Regions from separate parts of the Homo sapiens genome. Here regions 1 and 2 are each linked to region 3. A link is a loop called in an ENCODE intact Hi-C map of the cell type or tissue named here. Cell type or tissue: Panc1. All regions are shown on one strand. Links, peaks and the distances in the headings refer to the core of each region. The heading gives the core; the rest is flanking DNA. Region 1 overlaps CDH6 (cadherin 6). Region 2 has its middle 790 kb from the start of CDH6. Region 3 has its middle 640 kb from the start of LINC02064.

The links. Hi-C counts contacts between places; a loop is a spot of excess contacts. Peaks named below come from ENCODE experiments on the same cell type or tissue, not always from the same donor. Only the 100,000 strongest peaks of a DNase experiment are listed, where the experiment ranks them.
Region 1: a loop joins it to region 3, with 11 times the contacts of the local background. A loop is called at or near these places in 12 of 110 quality-filtered maps.
Region 2: it touches region 3 in a loop (5-fold over the local background); 6 of 110 quality-filtered maps call a loop at or near these places.

The regions. Positions count from the first base shown.
Region 1 is chr5:31,228,848-31,236,439 of GRCh38, reverse strand. All of the region lies in intron 1 of CDH6 (cadherin 6), which reads right to left. Among named protein-coding and RNA genes, the nearest start is that of CDH6, 39 kb to the right of the region's middle. In Panc1, for the core only: CTCF peaks have their summits at 3,758 and 3,970 (motif pointing right); a DNase peak (open chromatin) is centred at 3,979.
Region 2 is chr5:30,398,480-30,406,071 of GRCh38, reverse strand. No RefSeq gene overlaps it. Among named protein-coding and RNA genes, the nearest start is that of CDH6, 790 kb to the left of the region's middle. In Panc1, for the core only: CTCF peaks have their summits at 4,189 and 4,401 (motif pointing left); a DNase peak (open chromatin) is centred at 4,401.
Region 3 is chr5:30,036,861-30,044,452 of GRCh38, reverse strand. No RefSeq gene overlaps it. Among named protein-coding and RNA genes, the nearest start is that of LINC02064, 640 kb to the right of the region's middle. RefSeq lists an enhancer at 3,617-3,911. In Panc1, for the core only: CTCF peaks have their summits at 3,511 and 3,749 (motif pointing left); a DNase peak (open chromatin) is centred at 3,702; H3K27ac peaks cover 890 bases.

The sequences.
Region 1 (7,592 bases), core at 1,243-6,242, 1.2 Mb before region 3:
TCATTCATATTGTGTGCCCACCCCTTCTCAATTAGAGGACTATATTATGATCCTTCAATGAGTCATATAACTGTAACTGAAATAAACTCGAGTGATTTGTTTCAGTGAAAGACACCTTGATTGAGGTGGTTATTAGTAAACTATAGAGTACAATGAGGATAATTGATGTGAATATTGTCATTATTTAGGAATGTCTTCAAATTTTCCCATTAATTTTCCTGTGATTAACAAAACTACTTAAATTTAGCCAACTGAATATAGAAAATGTAAATCATTTGCCACAGTGTAGAACTGCTATTTGTATATACACCATTAATAAAAATTTATACCGCATAATAAATTGTTATATATTTTTAGGCATCTGGTTCTCATTAAAAAATCTGACAAATGTTTTCTATAGTTCAAAAACTGAATGGAAAAAAGAATAAATTATTGGCAATTAAAAGCAAATAGAAATGCAAATATCAATCGTATGAGTACAAACAATGGGCATAAATTAATACAAATATGGTTAATGAATGTCTCAAAATGTCCACAATTCCTTTCTGATCAAAGGAAAAGAAAAATTGTAAAAATTGTAAAACAATTATTTTATAATAAATTTAAATTCCATAATTAAAACAATATTCTAGAATGTGGCTAAAGTATTGCTTCTTGCCTGTGTTTCAGTATATTCAGTTTTTGGCCTTTCATTTGGGGTTAAAAAACCAGAACATATGTTTGGAAATGAGATTGTCTTTCATTTGTTCTCTGAAAACAAGATTTATTCATTTGGGTTTTATTGCTACAAATAAATTACTTATTTGGGGCTTGTTTCTCTAAAGTAAAGGGTTTGTGTAGTAAGTCATGCATAACATTCGCTGTTTCCTGCCACGTGGTCAGTAGCTGCTTGCAGAGAAATTGTATGAGTACTTAGTTTTCACTGTCATTAGAGCAAACTGGAGACAAAAGAATAAAGGAGAACAGTAAAAATCAAATAGAAGAAGACTCTAAATGTATTAGAATGGAGGATAGCTATATAACTGTCGAGTTTGAAATGAAATCACAAAACAACATTTTCTTATGGACACACAAAAGCCACTCAAATCACAAAATTACTCTTGTTGGTGTTGCCTCTGATGTAATGGATTGACTGAAAAAAATGGAATTTTTCTAACTTTGGGCTTGAAAGAATGGCATACAAGGCAAAAAAAAAAAAAAAAAGAAAAAGGAATAGAAAAGATGAAATTATATGGTATCATAAAAATATATTTAAACCCTAAAGAAATTGATTATATGGTAGTAGGATCTAGGATTGAATGGGTGATTCAAAAATTTTCTTCTACCCCATGGTCTTCTCAGCTGGATATTTGGCAACTCGCTCAGTATCTCAAAATCTAAAATAGGTTGAACCATCTATTAATTGATGATATTGAGTACAGTATGGCAAACTCCCTCACCCCCACAGGGAGGCCTTCATATTACACACTTGTGGATAATGGAGTGCTTGGGGACAGGATGCTTTGAGTTACTTAGGCTAATAGAGCAAGAAATTAATTTTAAAGTAGCTTCAATATCATAAAGAGTATATATGTATGTATGTATATGTGCAAACCTATATACACATGCATATGTGCATGCATGTATATATGTATGCATATGTGTCATGCATATGTATGTATATGTTTATGTATATAATTTGAGCTAATCAATATAATAATAGAGGCCTAAGAAAGAAGGTCTGGAGCCTAGAAAAGAAGAAAGGTCTATTTTTATAAAAACTGATGAAATACTTGTGGTAGGGAGTGAGAAGAGTCACAGAAGAGAAGCAAAGAAGTGGAAAGGAAGGAATGTGGACATTCTATGATTTACAGTGAGAACCTGGTGGTGGAGTGGAGGTGGAGATGGGATTCCCCACCTATCAGCTGTATAGGATGCTGAATGGCAAGTATGAGGAAAATGGCATCTAGTTATTAGTAACACTCTTTTAGGGTAGTTACTCTGTGGATACCTTCCCATTATCAATCTCTGATGGTTTTGCTAAATATGACTTAATTAGCAGACATACACTCCATATATGTGATAAGATTCTAAAATGGTGACACAGTCCATGAATAAAACCAGAAAAAGTCTTTTAAGATTTTATCCCAGTTTATAGAAATTTACAGATTTACAAATTTTCTTTTCTGGTACTATTTTAGCACAATTTTTGCATGTACTTAAACATCTAGTTTATCATCAGTTCTTGTTACAACATCAGGCAAGAGTAACATGTTAATAAAGAATAAAAAAAACCTTTAAATACAATTGTTATGAGGCTACACATTTAAATATTTTCAGACTTTAAAATTTGATACTTAGTCAAAGTATTAAGAACACACTTTAAACAGAAAAACATTATGAAAAAAATGTATTTGAGATATAGACTATTATCACAATTTTTCATTTGTTCAAAAGCCATCAGAATGGAACATGTAATAATTCAATCATTCACTGAGAATTATCTTTTGAGTTCCTAACATGTCCTGCCTCATGGAATTTACGTTCTAGTAGAGGAGACACACTCGAAGCAAGTGAATGATAGTCAGGTAATATATTTTTGAATCATTGGTGAGGCCTATGGAGGTAAAGTGGAATGGGTAAAGGGATGCTGAGTAGTAGAGAGTGAGGCGGTGGGTGTTTTATAAAGTCAAGGAGGACCTCTCCGTGAAGAAACTGGAATCATGACAATGAGCCAGTCATGGGAAGAACTGGCGGAAGTTTCCAGTAGAAAAAACAGCAAATGTCGTAGCCACACAGGAAAGAAACTTTCAATGGTCTTAATGAAGCAAGGTCAGAGTAAGTGAATTAGAGTAAGAGATGAGATGACCAGAAATTTTAATGAGTAATGATAAGCAATAACAAGGAAATATGATAAGCAAAGTTTTTGTTTTGTTTTTTTTTTTTGAGACAGAGTCCCACTCTGTCATGCCAGCTGGAGTGCAGTGGCATGATCTTGGCTCATGGCAACCTCCACCTCCCAGGCTCAAGCGATCCTCCCACCTCGGCCTCCTGAGTAGCTGGGACTACAGGTGTGCACAACTATGCCCGGTTAATTTTTGTATTTTTTTTTTTTTTGTAGAGACGGGGCATTGCCATGTTGCCCAGGTTGGATAAGTAAAGTTTTTAAAGCTTTGATTAAAATGTTTGTAATTTATCTCTCTTCTCTTTTAGCTTTTATACTTTATTTTTTTGTGTAAAATATGCTCCTTATAATATATACTCTCTGTATGTGTATATGTGTGCATTTGTGTGTATATGTGTGTGGATGTGTAACATGTGAAGGCGTATGTGCATATATAAGTGTGTTTATAGAGATATGTCTATGTACGCGTGTGTGTGTATTTGTATATTCAGTTGTTCATTGCATGGTAAGAAACAGCATGATATAGTGAACTTTGGGCTGCCTGGGTTTGCACACTGGCTCTTCCATATTCTAGCTCTGCAACCTTTGAAAGGTTATTTAACTTCTCTGTGACTCAGTTTCTTCATCTGTACAACGGGGAGTATTAAAGGACCTATTTTGGAGGAATGTTGTGAGGATGAAATGAATTAATATATGGAAAACTCTTAGAACAATGCCTGGTGTATGGTACATGTGGCAATAGCATAAGTGCCATATAAGTGTTGCATTTATAATTTCCTCAACAGATAACATTTTATCCAAATGAATAGATGATATTGTAATTAATAATTCCAAGTTACATTCTCACAAGCAAAACCAATAACTAAAAAGCCTGACTTGATATGTTTTCATTGGCCACTCAAATCCATTTGCTTTGCAAACTTGTTTGAACTTTTCTTTCTTTTCAGAATATTTTTAGCTTAAAGAGGAAACTACTTATGTTTCTAAATTGGGACAGTTAAATACTCCTGTCCTGGACCGAGGGTGCAGCCAAAAACGTTTTGTAGAGATTAAGGGTGCATTAAACGTATGTCCACTTGAGGGAGCTCTAAGATTCCTCCAAAGCCTGGGTCTTAGAGTCTAACCAGGCTGGAGGCAGCACCTATGACACTGGGTTGGGTTAGTGGAAGAAAAATGTGGAAGAAAAATTTAAAACGTCCAGAATGAAAGCTTGGAAAATAAAGTGCAGGGTAGTAAAACTGATAATTATTTTACTGTTTTCCAGTTATGTATTTAATTGAGGGGAACAGAAACACTTTTTTGAGAACTTCAAACGGCTCAGCTGGAAGCACAGGAATTAGCATAAAGTGAAATATTTATGGGAGCTTAATACTGTTTAAGACTCATTTTCTCCTTGCCTTAAGACATGAAGTCAAATTAACCATTTCTAATTAAAGAGTGAGAAACAAAGTAGTGTAAGACCAGAAGTAGAAGCTAAATGGTGATGCCTAAGTTGTGAAGTCTGAAACAGTCACTTGACATAGAGGTCAAGAATGGGAAGATACAAAATAATTCCTGCAGAACAAGAGAAACAAATCAGGGTGATTTGAAAAGAAACATAATTATAGTAGGCTTACTCTACTCCTTAAGTGAATATTTTTCTTCTAAGAGCAAAGGTCTAAAACTGGACATGGTAATGCCCTTTTATCTCTTTATGTTAGAGGCTGAGCTACAGAGGAAGTGCTATGGTTTGAATATTTATCCCCTCCAAAACTTATGTTGAAATTTAATCCCCAGTGTGGCATTATTGAGACGTGGGACCTTTAAGAGGTTCATGCATGGATTAATGGATTAATGAAATAGTGGGTTAATGAATTAGTGAGTTATCATGGGGAGTAAAGCTGGAGGCTTTATAAGAAGAGGAAGAAAGATCTGAGCTAGCACACTCAGCCTCCTTGCCATGTGGTGGCCTGTGCCACCTTGGGACTCTGCATAGAGTCTCTACCAGCAAGAAAGCCCTCACCAGATATGTCCCCTTGACCTTGGACTTCTCAGCTCTCCAAATTGTAGAAATAAATTCCTTTTCTTTATAAATTACCCAGTTTCAGGCATTCTGTTACGAGCAACAGAAAATGGACTGAGACAGGAAGCGTCCATGAAATATTCAAAATAAGCTGGAACTGCTTTAAATATGATTCATGGGAATTCTGACCCCGCCAAACAGTAATCTGTTAAGGATACTAAAAAGGAAAGAAATTCCCAAAGGGCAAGGAAGACAAAATCCTGGGAATTTCAGGCCAGTCTTTTTCTCCTTATTGCTAAACCACTATGGAGATACGCAATGATTTGATTAAAATATCAATTTTATGCACATAATTTAATTTTAATTGCATCGTGAGTAATCTGTTAAAAAGAGTTTGAACATTTGGCCTCTAAATCATTATAGGCTGAATCACCCTAAGATGAAAATAAGGCAGTGAAGACTGTTATCCAGAAGAAAAGAAAAATATTGCATTTGAATATACTTTCAACAAATGAAAACTATAATTAAAATATAATCATGTGATTAGAAGAATATTTAAAAGAGCATATTGTGTTTCCTGCATATTTTTATATGTGTAGGTTTTACATTTTAAAGAGTTTGTTCGTCTTAACATGGATTTAAGCATTTTGCATAAAGATTCACACTAATCTTTTCATTCACAGTTCATGAAGTCCCCTACAATTGTTTATTAATTAGCATATAATATTTTTACCTGGATGCTATACTGTATTGTTTAGCTTCTTTTGTATACATCTCTAATTTCTCTTTAGAATTATTTTGAGTTTGATTAAACTCAATGGATTTGTTGTTCTACTTGAGGACACAATCAAGATTATTCTGCAGATGGTTTCTAAATCATAGGTTAGTTTTTAAAAAAATAGCATTTTCATTTTTGCACGGAGGATTTGTTTCTCTTTGCTTTGCCTATAAGTTTCTTTTCTCATTTTTCACTGAGTACATTACTCATGGTCTTAAACATCTTCCGCTGCTTTCTTAAAGATGCAACAGGAAGATACATCTGTAGAGGAGGCCTAATGCTTCTGAATTCTCTGTTAATAAATACACTGGAAGTGTATTTTAACGGTGTTTAACATAAATACTTTAATACATACTCTCAGAGACTCTTTTTCTAGTAAGTGAAGGAAAATGAGCCAGACTTTTAAAAAAAGATATTCTCTGCCTGTGATGGTTATACAGACAAACCTGTGTATGATCCCCTAGTGAGTTCTCTATGTCTTTGGAGAAGTCATCTACAGGACAGAGATGACTTTTCTCCCATGCAAGTTAAGTTGATCTTTTAATTTGCAATGGTAGACCCTAAATATCACCTTGAGTGAGAACCTGCAGGAATTCAGAGGCCCTCAACTTCTTAACTGCTGTGTCTAAATTGGGACTTCAGGGCTCTTTCTGTGCCAAAGAGAAAGCAAATTCTCTTCAACTGGGATATTCTGCAAGGAGCGGAATCACTGTTATTTTGACTTTGTTGTTCAGACACGCCACAGTGGCAGCAGAAATAGCATCCGCCAATTAAACGCCCATACAGCATTCAAAGGATATGGAAGATAGAATTTAATTATGAAACAGATGACACTACTCAATCTTAATTGTCATACCAGGATCCAAGTCACTGGCCTGATAATCACCAGCCAGGAGAATGGAGAGCAAAGTCCCTTACGTCACCAAGGGCAAAAAGCCTCAGCCCGTAATTATGCTGCTCCTTAATAATCCCAATTAAGAGCAACAACAACAAAAACACAAAACTTCTTCCTATGTTCTGTGACATTAAGTACTGAGAAATGTTTATTCAGCTACTATGATGGTCCACAATTGCATTTCTCTTTGTCATAATTCATTCTTTCACTAAAAAATCCTTAGGTGGGACTCCGGAGTTTCTTGAATTCTCACAAGTGTTTTCAGAGTTAGAATTCTTTTTACATAAAAAAATTAACCACTTATTGGTTTAGCCAATAATATCAGGGGAACTAGAGACCTATAAAAGCTTCCAAATTGGCACCAGCCATACAGTCGTAAGAGCCAAGCTGCCTTAACAACTTGTTACAAATGCCTAACAGCTCCAGAGAGAAAATATTTTCCTGAGCCTCCAGTTCCTCATTCTGTTTTGCTTTTCTGCAAACTTCACAAAGATAACAGGCAATATGCTTCATTTCCTACCCTCCAATCTATTTTGGCCAAACATTTAATTTCTAACCAGTATGGTGACCAGAACTGGATAACAAGAGGTCTGTTAGCCAGGGTAGTAAAGCACCAGATTTGGAGTCAAACCAGTAGGCTTGCAGTCTTTGTTTTGCCCTTTCTTCCTTTATCACTGACTGAGTCTCTTCACCTTGATCGGACTCAGGTTTTGGAGAATCGGGTAGAGCTTGAGGGCTGTGTTGTAGATTAAATAAAATGATATAGTTTGGGCAGTTGGTACCCTTGGAAATGGCACGCAAGTGCTAGTTAGTATGACGGGTAATTAGACCTGTCAGTGTCAGAATGGAGAAAGAACTAACCTGTATTGAACATCTACTAAGAGTCTATCATTATATAAGGTACTTTTGTACTTTTTATGCCCTATGAGAGATGCATTATTTTCCCCACATTACAGGAAAGGAAATAAATCTTGGAGAGATCAAATAACATGCCTAAGATCAGGGGTTCCCCAACCTCTGGGGCCATGGACCA
Region 2 (7,592 bases), core at 1,433-6,432, 360 kb before region 3:
CCTCTCATACCACTGGCAAATGGTTGTTAGCCAATGACTCACTGATACAAAAGAATGGATGCAGAGTTGCTTTTCTAACCTTCTGGTAGGTTTAGCTTCCAAGAACAGCTGCTAGATAAGTCACTTGCACGGGAATCCCCATTTTAGGCTCGCTTCTAGGGAACTTGAAGTCAAGCACACAGATTACTACCACCATGTACCAGCATCTGTACTCATATATTGTTGTTTTCATCTTGTTACTACAGAATAACTAATCATATTCTTATCTGAAGATATTTCCAATAATTTTTGCAGTGAATTCCATTCTATTGCACAGACTTGGGGCACATTTTCAATTCTCACCTGTTTCTCTTGCATTATCATGTTTATCTCTGTATGTTACTTTCATTAACATTCCGCAGTTTCTCCTCTTTTAAAAAACTCTTTTTTCTTATCCCATTTCCCCAGCTGCTATTGCTGTTTATTTTCTTCCCTTTTCAGTGCCTCTCAGAACTGTTGTTTGCATCTGATGTCTCCAACATTTCTTTTCCAATTTTCTCTTAAATCCTGTCCAAACATGCGTTTGTCTCCACTCTTCCCCCACAACTGGTCAAGCTCACCAGTGATCTTCAAGTTGCTAAACCCTGTGGTCAATTGTCAATTTCACACCACCAATATGCAGCATTTGATGTAGCTGAGGGTTTCCTTCTCTTTGAAACTCATTTTTTATTAAACTCCCAGGTTACCATACTCTTTTGGTTTCCCATTTACCTCTTTGTTTTCAACATTTTTATTTCTGTTTCTGCTTCCTCTTTTTCTTTCAGCTCTCTTAACGTTGCGGGTCCCAGACCTCCGTCTTCCGATTTCTTGTCTTGTTCTCTACACTTATTCCGTTGGATAACACCATCTGTGTTACTGACCATCGAAGTTATACCTCCTACCCATATATCTCCCCTGAAATTCAGACTCATTTATTTTTTATCTCATCTCATTTATCTGTTTCATCTACACTTAATTATTTTACCAATTATCAAAAGGTAAGATATGCTGCAAGTGAAAACAACCCCATAAGTAATTCGAATTATTTCATTCATTCTGCACGTCCATTGTGGACCAGCTATGCCAATGCTTCGCATGATCTTCACTCCACATGGAAGCCAACAGAACGGCCTGTAGACTACTGCAGTTCTTGTGGCAGAGGAAACTATGCAAGAAGAAATGAGTGCTGCCTGTTCAATCTTCTGCCAACTAGCTTGAAAGCCTCTCCTTGCACTTCATTGGCCAAATTATGTCACCGGGCCAAGAACAAAAAAAACCCATGAATTTGTTAAAATATAGGGAAACAGGGCCTGGTGTGGTGGCTCACGCCTGTAATCCCAGCACTTTGGGAGGCCGAGGCGGGCAGATCACGAGGTCAGGAGATCCAGACCATCCTGGCTAACACGGTGAAACTCCGTCCCTACTAAAAATACAAAAAATTAGCCAGGCGTGGTGGCGGGCACCTGTAGTCCCAGCTACTCGGGAGGCTGAGGCAGGAGAATGGCGTGAACCCGGGAGGTGGAGCTTGCAGTGAGCGGAGATCGCGCCACTGCCCTCCAGCCTGGGAGACAGAGCGAGAGTCCGTCTTAAAAAAGAAAAAAACAGGGAAATAGATAAAACATTCTGTGAGAGATTTTTAACATAGCACTTATATCCTACGACAGAGTAAAAAAGAACATGATGGAATTTAACAATATAATTAACAAGACTAAATTTTACGTGAAAACAGTGTTTGGACCTAACAACCCAAAATTTTAAATAGAAATTGATTGTAAAATTAATTGCAAATAATACTTTAATATATTTCAAAACATTTTATGTGCGACTTGTCACATTACCTGAACAAATACATTGGAAATAAACGATACAAGATTTTAAGATTTTATGGCTTAGTATTTAAGAAGTAATTCAGTAAATTTGTATTTTATCTAATAAGCTAATAAAAGAAATACTGTATATAGCATACATAAATGATATAATGTAATATGACAACAGAATATAACAAATTTAGATAAGGGTAAGAAAAAGTTTATTAAAATTATAAAGATTTGGCCAAATATACTTAGAGGAATAATTATAATTGTTAGCATTGGTATTATTTTTAAAATGTTCATTGAAAATGCCTGCCAAAAATAAAGATATAAAATAAGGAAACAAATGAAGTGAGTATCCAAAATAAGATTTTAGAATAGGAGTCAGCCCTATGGATATTATAAACAAAGAGTTTACAAACAATAACAAAAATTATGTTAGAAAATAGAACAAAAAGATACACCACAATCATCAAACAATACAAAGAACCGCTACTCATCTGCTTCTCTACACTTTCATAATCTGAATCATAGATATTGATGTTCTAAGTTATTCTTTATTCTTTTTTTTTTTTGCTTTTTTCAGTATCTTCAATAATTTGAAAGCAATAACACAGAAAAAGAAATGCCAGGAATTCTAAAATCCATATTCCAGGCCCAATATGTTTTTTTTTTCCAAGTCCTAGAGATAAATGATTGAACACAAAATGTAAGGATAACATCTTCATCAGTCAGGAGTGTGTTTACCTATAAACAAGAGAAAACCCCTTCATGTAACAGTTGCTCTGGCTATGGATGCTGCTTCTGTGATCCAGACAGGAGGAAGAGATACAGGGCGCAGGACTGCAGAGTCAGGCCACTCGAATATGACTATTTGTAAAAGACTTTTTCTGGAACCCTCCATCAGTATTCTTAAATAAATATTATGACCTAGAGTTGAGTTACTTGGCCACTCTTGCTTCAAGAAAATCTAAGACGTTTATTATTTTTAACAATACTACAAAAAACACATTTTGTTGTAACTTTAGTTTCAGTGTTTTTTTTTTTTTTTTTTTTTTTTGAGACAGGGTCTCACTCTGTTGCCCAGGCTGGAGTACAGTGACACGATCTCAGCTCACTACAACCTCTGCCTCCCAGGTTCAAGCGATTCCCCTGCTTCAGCCTCCCAAGTAGCTGGGATTACAGGTGTGCATCACCACACCTGGCTAATTTTTGTATTTTTAGTAGAGATGGGGTTTCACCATGTTGGCCAGGCTGCTTTCGAAATCCTGGCCTCAAGTGACCCACCTGACTTGGCCCCCCAAAGTGCTGGGATTACAGGCGTGAGCCACTGCGCCCGGCCTAGTTTTAGTCTTTTATAAAGGAAAAAAGAGAATGAATGTTAAGTGGCAACCAACAGTTTCATTATAATTACTTCAAGAATTCCATGTAATGGTTTTGTAGTGCCATGTAAACCATAATTATTATGGGGTAAACCATTAAAATGAAATTATTACTTTGCTGAAAATAGCAGCATAAAAAATTAACAATTTATTATAATTACTTAAGCTATTTATAAGCTTGTCAGACATGTACTAATCAATTGTGCATCAATAAAAGTTTTAAAATATTAGCACACCTTGGAATCCTAAAGATAATAAAAATTCTATTCTTAATAATAAAAATAGAATAATGTAAGGATAAAACTATAACATAAAAAGAGCATTCTTAAAGAAATATCTAAAATCATACTTGAGTATATTTAGAATTTATTAACTTCTGGTTAAATACAAGTGAGATTAAAATTCAAATGCTCTGTTATTGCTGGGGGGAAAGAAATAGAAAATATTTAAAATCAAAATTGTTCTAAAAGAATCTGGGATAAAATATGAAACAATAGAAAATAAAATGCCAAAAATATATGTAACAAGCACCAGCTATTACCATGGATTATAAAATCAGAATAGACAAATGAAATAAATCAAGTTAACATAATAGAATTGGAGTGAATGGAAAGAAAAAACTAATATTCATCAAGTAAATATTAGATTTGAATAAAAAATGTATTTTATTTTTAACATGTTATTTTTCTAAAAGTGAAGGCTATGGGCCTCCAATTAAAAAAATGTATCTGTGGATGAGATAATTTACATAGGGTTTTTTTTTTAACATCTATCTTTGAGTTTATTTTTTGGCCAAGGGCTACCTTAATCCACTGCACCTGTAAATTAATGTAATCTGTATTATTGTAATCCCTAAATGGAACAATGGAGGTGGAAACTTCAGAATTTTTACAGAAGGACAAAACTCTTGTAAGAAGTAATCTAAGAAGGGTTTGCATATAAATGTATGTAAAATTGATTTCCAAAACACAATTGCCTATATTTAAATAAATGCAGGACAAAGGGGGAAGGAGAGCTAAAGTCTTTCCTTCCCAGACTAACTCTAGACACTGTCACTACTAATTGAAACTAATTTACATCTGATCCCAGGGACAGAATTTCTGAATTCCAAAAGAATTAGGATTACTGACAACCCAACATGACCTTTCTTTTCACCTGTCTTATGTCTCTCTGCCGCCCTCAGCTGGTAACACTGATGCTTCCTCTACAGCTGATGAGATTTATCCTTGGAGAAGAAACAAATACCATGCTTTTTGAACATTTTCGTAACCGTCTCACATGAGCACATACTAAGTTTTCAAAAATGACTTGAAAGGGTAGATTTATTTTTTACAATAGTCCCTTCAAGGAAAATATTTACAGGTGATGAACATGGCAAAGTGACACCAGAGTAGAGTTCTTGTCTTGTGAACAGTAACACTGAAACTATGACCACCAGCATAGTGGCAGAAAACAATCTCAGCCTGTGTTTTCTCTTGTGATATTAAAAAGTGGAGAAATTGCAGAGACGTCAGCAACAGTTAGAATGAAGAACTTTCAGAATTCTGTGTTAAAATTGGTGGTTCAGATATTTCATATCACTTAGCAATATCTCCTAAAACCACTTACTCCCTTTGAGAAAGTGAAACCTCAGAGACTAAAATGTAGAAATATTTATAGCTACAGATCTCATAGACCTTACTATCTTAAATGTCATTGAAATAAAGATCGGGAGACAACACATTATGCTACGTTTGAATTGTTAGTGGATCCTCATGGTTATGTTTGAGGTTGTGTAGTTTATGCTTAAAAAATTGTCTTTTGGTTTATAACATCAAAAAGCAGCCAATTAGTTGTCATCAAGTTCTTTATTATTTTCAGTTAAATACTTTACCTAAGGGCTGCAAACATTTTAACCATGTTCAACTTTAATACATTATTTGCAGTAGCACTTGAGAATGTGTTTATTTCTTCAGCTTTAACTTTAATAAAATCACATGGCTTCCATCAAAACATTTTGCATAGGATTAAAAAATTTTTAGAGTTTCTACAAAGTAATGAAGTGTAACATGTATCTCATAATTCATCCCAATCTCCCGAGAGTGACCATCTTTAGGTACTCACAAACAATTAAAAAAACAACCAAATCATAGTTGTCCCAATGATGAATGCAAAGTTCTGAAGTAGGCCAGGTGCACTGGCCAGTGCTTATAATCCCTGCACTTTGGGAGGGTGAGGCAGGAGGGTCGTTTTAGATTGAGAGTTCAAGTGTAGCTGGGGCAACATAGTGAGACTCTTTAACATTTTTTTAAATTTTGCCAGGCATGGTGGCACATGCCTGTAGTCTCAGTTACCTGGGAGGCTGAGGGAGGAGGATTCCTTGAGTCCGGGCAGTCGAAGCTATAGTAAATCGTAATTGCACCACTGCATCTAGCCTAGGTGGCAAAGGGAGACCCTGTCTCAAAAAAACAAAAACAAACAAAAAACAAAAGTTCTAAGGTAGGAGAGAATGGTGGCAATGGCAGGAAATTGGGAGAAATATAGCAAAAATTTACCCAGATTTTTAAGTGTGGGAGAGATGAAAGTCAGGGATATGAAAGTAGCAAAAATATCTGGATTGAAAGGTGGGCAGAGAAAAATAACCAGGCGATGAAGTCCCTCTGATCCCAGAGAAGACTTATAATGAAGCTGCAGTGTCCAGTAAAGGAAACTAGTGAGCCAAAGCCTGAGACTGAAAGCAGGAGACAGTATCTGAAATGAACTAGGAAGTTATACCAAGAAGACCCATGCAACTCGAGAGAGGCGAATGCCAGGGGCTAGGAACTGGAGGAGAATTCTGGAGAAGATTGCAGTAGCTCAGGATAAACCTTTTCATACAGGCTGTTGACCAGGCACTATAAGATAAAAGGCAAAGTAAAGATGAGTTTGGAATTTGTCTCAGGTTGGTGCCAGTCCTAATCCCCCCGCTTTTAAAGCAGCCTCACCAAAGCTGACCAGGGAGCAATATATGTTTTAATAATTTTTGGAGGTTATAGCATGCTGAAATGTACATAATTTATATATTGTTTTGTTTTGTTCTCAACTCTCTTCTCCTCTCCTTCCTTTCCTCACTTCTTTCTTCTCCCATACTCTCCAGTCCCATAGTCTCCTTAAAGTGACAGAGTTGAGGGTTGCTGCAGACATCATATGGCCAGAAATGTCTAAAATATTTACTGTCTGGGGCTTACAAAAAATGTACTGTCCTCTAGTCTAGACGAGATGGTTTTCAAAAGTCTGTCTTAAGTCTTTCTGAGGTCTTAACAAAGGCTTTACAATCACCCCCATGATACGAGCTTTACCTTGAGGTTTTGTTTCCATAGTAGTATTGTGGATATTAACTTTACCATTATGTTATTTCCTACTTTGAAGACATTTTTGCTAAATGGAAAGATTATAGTGAAAAACATTTTTATTTTCTATCCCAGAAAATGCTGGCTTCTTTATATTTTGGCTAAATTCTGCTTAAAGTAAAATATTTCAAGTTTTACTCTACATTTCTGTCTCTATTCCCACCTATCATATACAGTTGAAATAAACCAGTTGACACTTTTGATATTCTGCTTGGAAATCCCAAGTTAGATTCCCAGATCTAAGATTGCTTTTTATTTTTCATGTTTTCGCAGGGCACAGTTTTACTAAATAAACTTTCTGTCACATATGTGATCTTTATTCCAGGTTCTTATAAATATTTTCTTAGTGTCTTTTGTTTTCCTGCTAACAGTCTTCTTGATATCTTTCTAGCTTCTATTCATAGCCTAGTCAAAAAGCTAATGTCATACCTATGAATCCATGGATTTAACTAGATCTCGTACTTGTTTGGGGGTAAGTTGTTTTTGTTTTTTTTTTAAACAAAAAACAAAAAACAAAAAACAAATCCTTCTTGTTTTTACGTCAATATTTTTATTTCTTTTCAGAGAATTTCAATAATCCATGCTCATAAAAATGTACTGACTTCACCTAGGTTTTAAAATGTTGTGATATGTCATTATGTATTCTTGTTCTGTGATCCTTATATTTTATTGTATAATAGAAAATTATTTCTTAAAATCTCATATAACAACTAGGTCAATTAAAAATATAATCCTTTAGGTTGATTTATCAAATTTGGTGTATGAGTGAGTCAATTCAAATATTTTAGCTTTTAACTTTATTCATTTCCTTTTCCTATATATTATGGCTTATTTCATGTTTTGCCTGGTGCACTGATTTAAATGCTGAATTTGCTAATTCTGATTTTTTCTAAAAATGTAACTGCTTAAATTTTATTCCACTGCTTAATTTGGCATCATGAAACATGAGTTTTAAGTCATGCTGAACAACTTTTTAAGAAAATTATTGCTTTGCTTTTCCAGAAAACTAAATA
Region 3 (7,592 bases), core at 840-5,839:
GTACTAGTCTGTTCTGCATCCTTCCAATGACTAACTTAGGACTACAGAGTCAATTATAACTATAATGGCTGCATTATAGTATGAGTTCAGTAAATGGATTTACCTTTATGTTTATGATTCATTGAATTAACAAATCATTTTACTCTTTTATGTTTTCAGGTTAAGGTGGAAAAAACAGAGGCCAACAAATAATTAAATAATATATTGTTGCTACACCAAGACCATGGAACCCCATTGAATACTGTATAAATTCAGTTGTTTGAACAGGAAAATTAAAGCTGTTGAAAGAATGGAAGCATCACATACCAGACACTAAAGGAAGTATGCTAAATTCAACAAAACCCACGCCAATGTAGCAACACTTTTGTTTGTTTTGTTTTGTTTTTGAGATGGAGTTTTGCTCTTGTTGCCCAGGCTGGAATGCAATGGTGTAATCTTGGCTCACTGCAAACTCTGCCTCCTGGGTCCAGGCGATTCTCCTGCCTCAGCCTCCCCAGTAGCTGGGATTACAGGCGCCCACCACCATGCCAGATAACTTTTTTTTGGTATTTTTAGTAGATATGGGGTTTCACCATGTTGGCCAGGCTGTTCTTGAACTCCTGACCTCAGGTGATCCACCGCCTCAGCCTCCCAAAGTGCTGGGATTACAGAAGTGAGCCACCACACCCAGCCTGTTTTTGTGTTTTAAGTGGGGATTTAGTTTCAGCAAACCATCAAACCTTTATATTAATATGATATTATGTTAATTTATCATCTAATTCATCAATATTTTAATGTTTATACTTAATTAGTAACTTTTTGATATTGCATTTGTATAAATAATATATTAGAGAATTGATTACTAGTTTCATGTTTTTGTGTAATTAACTTTATAATTAAATAATTTGTCATCACTGAAAGAAAGTGAAATATTTTTCTCTTAAATGCTATGACTATGTCTTTGAGATCACCAAATTGTGCCATGAAAAGCTCAGATAATTTTTAAAGTGATTTATTTCTGTTGGCTTGAATTTTCATTTGAAATTCTGAGGAAATCAGTAACTGAATAAAAATTTACATCTCAAATCATAGCTAGGACTTACTGTAAGCAACTTAAACCAACATTAAGTAGCAGATCAGAAGGCAAACATGATTATGCTCCTGCATTGAATATTTTACAATGCTACTTTTAAACTTTTCTAATAAGGCTTGGAGGATACCAAATGAACTTTTCCTTAGAAAGGTTATATCACTATTTCTGTTAAATCTGACTAATGTTTGTTATTCTTGCACAGCGTGTTAGCTCACTGCATACAGGTGGGTGTCACGGGATACGCAGAGTGTTGCTTTGCCAGCCGGAAGCTTCCGTAGCTGGTGGCGCCTTTGCCTCAGTTTTGCTCAGGCACATTGGGCTCGTTCTACCCATTCAGCTTGTCAGGCTGTGCTCAGCTTGTGATACTGGCCCAGATCCCACACCTGCCAAGGGCAAGCAAGGCACAAAGCGGTGAGGGGAGAGTGAGTGAGCGAGCGTGGGGTCCAGCTGCGGCTCACAGCGAGGCACTCTGGCTGCCGCAGGTGGACAGCTCCAGGTGCCAGCACGGGAGCCAGCTCCCTGTGAGGCTGCAGCTGGACCAGGCGTACCACAAGCAGCTTCCACTGCTGGCACTGGGCAATGCAGTGGTGCCCAGAAGTTTGACGATGCCAGGAACCACATTGCCCCAAAGGGGGTGTCACAGCCCTGGCTCAAGGAGCTCCTATGTCTGGGCTCCCAAAAGGGCTGCAGCTCTTCTCTTTTTCCCTCTTCTCTCCTTCTCTTCACCCACAACGTGGTGAGCAAGGGGTGTGTTTCAGCTTTGTTTGTGTTACAGTTCTTTCAGTCACACTATTCAGCAGGTTCTGAATTCTTGTCCATGTCCAGGAAGAATGAAGTATGCAAATAACTGGAGAGTGAGCTAGGCAAAGAGGTATTTTATTAAGCGATAGTACAGTTCTCAGGAGACCTGAAGTGGGTAGCGCCTTTTACAGGCAGGTCATCTCATCATCTCCCTGTGGCTGATTCTGGGGTTTCTACAGGTTTCAGAGGGGAGAAAACACGTGCTGCATAGTCCATGGGTGACCATGGGCAGGCCTGGTAAAAGCACTGTAAGTTCTCACTCCAGTCCACAGAACTGGCAGCCCAGCCCCATGCTTCAGTACCTCCCTGGCTTGAAGGTGGGGCTTTACTGGGGACCTGCCCCTTTTTGCCCTGGAGACTGTCTGCCTCCTACGACCATAAACCTGCTATCCATAGTGCCAGTGGCTCCCAGGCTATTCGTGCTGAAGGATACCTGCATGCCCACATTTAGCTGCCCTCAGCCCCCCCCTCAGCCTCACTCCCATGGTCATTGGTGCCCAAAGCTCAGAGGGCACGAAGGTGACAGGGTGCTGGTGTGTCAGTGCTGTCCTGAGCACATGCACACCTGGCTGGGTGGTGACAGCATCCTGACTCAACCTCAATTTTGCTTTGAAATTGAATCGGGCACTGGGAGTAGGGTGAGGCCATGCAGTGGAAGCAGGCACTTCTGAATCTGTGGGGGGCAGGGGACTTCCCAGGTCCCCTAGAGTGCAGGGATACCTGGGTCCACAGCCGCGGCTGGGTGACTGCATCTGTGCCCAGGAGGGCGGTGCTCCTGCCCCACCAACTCAGAAACAGGAGGGGTTTCTGCCTGTTCCTGGCTCCACCAGCTGGAGTGCGCAGCCCTGACTAGGCCTCCCCCGCCACAGACAGCATCTTCACAGTGGCTGCTCTAGATGGGCCCCACTGCCGTCATTGGTACCTACAAGATATTTATGTTTATTTTATGAGTGAATAAATGAATGAACAAGTCCTGCAGGAAACTATTTTATAATAAGCAGAATTGCTCTCTTTCAATAGAACACCTATTCCAGGATTGTAAGTGTCAGAAACAGATTGTCTCTTTTGGCCTGTGCCTGATTCTTTTATGCTTCACTGAATCTCCTGGCATGTTCTTGCTCAAATGCTTCTCCTAAGTGCATCTAGATATAGTTAAGTATGCAAGATGCCTTATGAAGCCAGTGTCATTTCACTATTATATGATTAAAATTTTGTAAGTAACAGCTTGTTAATTTTATAATAAGAGCTTACTAATTTCGAGATTTCATAAATGACTCCAACGTGTAGTTGATATAAATGTATTTCTACTATAGTACATCTACATCTATAAATGTATATTTACTATACATCTAAAAAGTATAGTAAATATAAAATTCCAGGGCAAATCACCATGTGTGGAATATACAAAGTAAATATAAGATAATAATACAATTGGTATCAGGGTTGGGATTCATTCACCTCAAGTATGTAAGAAAGGCAAGAGAAAGAAAAAGGAGAGAAGTTTTTTTTATTGAAGATATTGGGAAGAAGATATCTTTAGATAAGAATATGATGTGATATTCATTTCCTCTCCTACAGAGAGGAGGGCTTGATCCCTGGACTCAAACATTCTTCTGGGGTGTGGACTCTCACAGAGATCTATGCAGAGCTTAATATACAATTCTTTCATCTAGGAGGCAGAACGAACTAAGTCTGACTCTCACCTCGGAACCCTTGCACAAGAGAAAAGGACTTAATATATCTCTTTAGAGAAGGTCACTGCTTTGGGATGGGCCTGCACTCCCTGGATGTGTTTTAACAATGAATGCTTTTACGGTTCTCTCGTAGTGGACTTGAACTGTGCAAAGAGCAAGCCATCTTGACTTTTGTCCAATAGCGCCACCTGGAGTCATGGAGGGAACTTAGCAGCAAAAAGCTAAAGATGCATCCCCAGAGCTCGGGAAAGAGTGGTCAAGATCAGTTAGAATAGAGGTTAATTTGCCATGGTCAAGAGAATGGCAAAAGAGAAGAGGCTAGCAGCAAACCTCAGAAGAATTCACAGAAGAAGCTCTCCCCAAATGTATGTCATGCCCCTAGTGCTCAATGATAGTTAAAACAAGAAATGCCATTAATTTGAAAATAGTGTCTATAAAAGAAGGCAGGAGAGGGATTTTTTTAAATAAGAGAACTTTAAAAATAAAAAATTCACTATACCCGTTTTTAATCCTGAAGGCTTACAGCTTAAAACAGGCTGGTTTGAATGGATTAGAAATATGCTATTAAATTCAAATTCAGAGTTGAAATTAATATATTGGATTGAACATTCTAATTACTAAATTGTGTCTGTGATAACAATAAAAGTGCCTCTAGAACAATTGTATTTATAAGTGAGAAGAAACGCCCCGACAGTTACTTCACTAAGTATATTTTAAAAAGGCAGTGAGTGACAAAAACAAATTTGGATATATTAAAAGGGATTCTTCAACATACAGGTGATGTAAGAACATGTAAAGCTTTTCTTACATAATTTATTTTTCTACTCTGCACTGTCAAGACAGGGGACTTTTTCTTTGACACGGTTAAGTGTGGTTTTATTTCTGTTTCCTCTAATTTGTTGTCTAAATTCTGTGGCCTAGCCAAAGCTGAGAGTAAGGGCAAATATCACTATCACAACGATTCTGTTAATAAGGATCAACATATGTTTAATAAACATTATTATGAAACTGTGCATGGATTTCAATATTTTTTGCACCAAATTAAACTCATACTCACTTGTTACTGTGTCCTAAAGGGACCTAGTTTTAGGCATTAAGAAGGATGACATCAGTTTGAGAACAGCCCCTATCACAGCATCATGCTTTCTGCTAAAATTGAGACAAAAATAAACATTAAACCTGGGTTAAAGAATGGGAAAATCACTGATGCTTTTTGAAAAGTTTATGGAGACAAAGAAATCAGCAGTTTACAGATAGAAAACTTTTTTTAGAAGGGTTAAGATGATTTTAAGACAAAGCCTGCATGGCAGCCCATCTTCATAAATTATTTTTCCTTCCTTCCTTCCTTCCTTCCTTCCTTCCTTCCTTCCTTCCTTCCTTCTTTCTTCCCTCCCTCCCTCCCTCCATCCCTTCTTCCTTCCTTCCTTTCTTCTTTCTTACCTTCCATTCTGTTTTTTTTTTCCTCTCTTTCTCTTTTTCTTCTGAGACAGGATATCACTCTGTCACACAAGCTGGAGTGCAGGGGTGCAATCACAGCTCACTGTAGTGTTAACCTCCCAGACTCAAGCATTTCTCCCACCTCAGCCTGCTGAGTAGCTGGGACTACAGGTGCATACCACCATGCCCAACTATTTTTATGTAAATTTTTGTAGGGATAAGGTCTTACTGTGTTGTACAGGCTGGTCCTGAACTGTTAGGCTCAAGCAGTTCTCCCATCTCAACCTCCCAAAGTTCCGAGATTACAGGAGTGAAGAAAAAAATAATTTCATTTGTGCCATAATTGAAAAGAACCAACAATTAGCAGCATGAATAGTAGCCAACACCATAGACATCTCAATTAGTTCAACTTATGCAATTCTAACTGAAAACGTAAACTTTAGCAAATCTTTCACTCAATGGGTGCTAAAATTGTTGCACCGAAATCAACTGCTGCACATAAGAACAGAGTTTTCCATTGAAATTTTAAACAAATGGGATCAAGATCCTGTAGCATTTCTTCAAAGAATTGTAACAAGAGATCAAACATGGCTTTCCTGGTATGATCCTGAAAATAAGGCACCATCAGAGCAATGGTTACCAAGAGGTAAAAATGGTCCAGTCAAAGCAAAAGTGGACCAATTGAGAGCAAAAGTCATCACAACAGGTTTTACTTGTTTATTTATTTGGTCTGCTCATGGCATTTCTTTTGTTTACTCTCTGGAGGGCCAAAGAACAATAATATCTGCTTATTATGAGAGTATTCTGCAAAAGTTAGTCAAAGGTTTGGCAGAAAATCACTCTTCATTTTTTCAAATAAACTATACTAATTATATATGTTTTCTGAATCTTCCAGAAACCATTAGAAAGCAAAAATTATTCCTTCATAATATGGACATGTATTATGAATATCAGGACATTTCCTCAAAAATAACAGAGAATATTCTGATCACTTCATCTGGCTTATGATTATTAATATAATCCATTGATTCCTACTTTTGTCTATATACTCTTGGATACCACACTTCCCTAGTTCTTCATTTTAGGTCATGTTTTGTTTGCTATTTCATATTATATTTATCAGATACTCTTTTTTAAAAAATAAATTTTTATGTTTATATTTCAGGTTTACAACATGATTTTATGGGATACATATAGATAGTAAAATGGTTACTAATGTAAAACAGATTAACACATTTATCATCTCACATACATTTTTGTGATAAGAGCAGCTAAAATCTATTTAACAAAAATTTCTAATACAATACAATTTTATTAACATTAGTTCTCACTAATGTTGTACATTAGCTCTCTAAACTTGCTCATGCTACATATCTGCTATTTTGTATTTTTTGCCTACTTCATTTCATTTCCTCATCACCCTCCTCCCTTCCCGTAGAAACCACTACTTTTTTCCCCTCTGTCTGTGTATTTGAGATTTTTTTTAATATTCCAAATACAAGTAAGATCATGCATGCAATTTTTTTTTCTGTGTCTGACTTATTTTACTTATCATTATGTCCTTCAGCTTCATCCATGTTGTGGCAAATGGCAGGTTTCCTTATTTTTAAGGCTGAATAATACTCCATTTCATTTATACTACATATCTGTAACTAAATGTCTATTGATGGACATTTAGTTTGTTTCCATATTTTGGCTATTATGAAAAATGCTGCAATGAACACAGGAGTCCAGATATCTTTAGGTGTGACTATTTCATCTCCTTTGCATACATACCAAGAAAAAGAAAGAGAGGGGAGCAGTGCTGGATCATCTGATACTTCAATTTTTAATTGCTTAAGAAACCTACACATTGCTTTCCATAATGGCTATATATATCTGCATTCACACTAACAATGTATTAGGGTTTCCTATTCTCTATATTCTTGTCAATATGTGTTATCTCTTCCCTTTTAGATCATAGTCATTCTTTTGGGTGTGAGGTGAAATTTAACAGTGATTTTTATTTTCATTCCTTGTTGATTAGTGATGTTAAGCACCTTTCCATATACCTGTAGGCTACTTTTATGTGTTGTTTTTAATTTTGAAAAAGATCTGTTCAGGTTTTTTGCTCATTTTAATTCAGTTTTTGTATTTTTATTATTGAATTGTATAATAGGAGTTATTTATACATTTTGGATAGTAATCCCTTCCCTTATCAGATATGTGGTTTGGAAATATATTTCCCCAGTGTTTTGGTTGCCTCTTTGTTGTGTTGATTGTTTCCTTTGGCATGCGGGAGCTTTTCATTTGATGTAGTCTCATTCGTTTATTTTTGTATTTGTAGCCTGAGCTTTTGGTGTGATAGCCAAAAAAATTGATCACCAAGAACTTAAAGACTGTCAAGGAGATTTTTTTTCCCTATGTTCTCTTGTAGGAGTTTTATGACTTCAAGTCCTACATTTAGGTCTTTTATCCATTTCAAATTAATTTTTCTGTATAGTGTAAGATAATGGTTCAATTTAATTCTTTTGTATGTGGAAATCCAGTTTTCCCAGCACCATTTATTTAAGAGACTATCCTGTCTTTATAGTGTCCCCTTGGTGCCC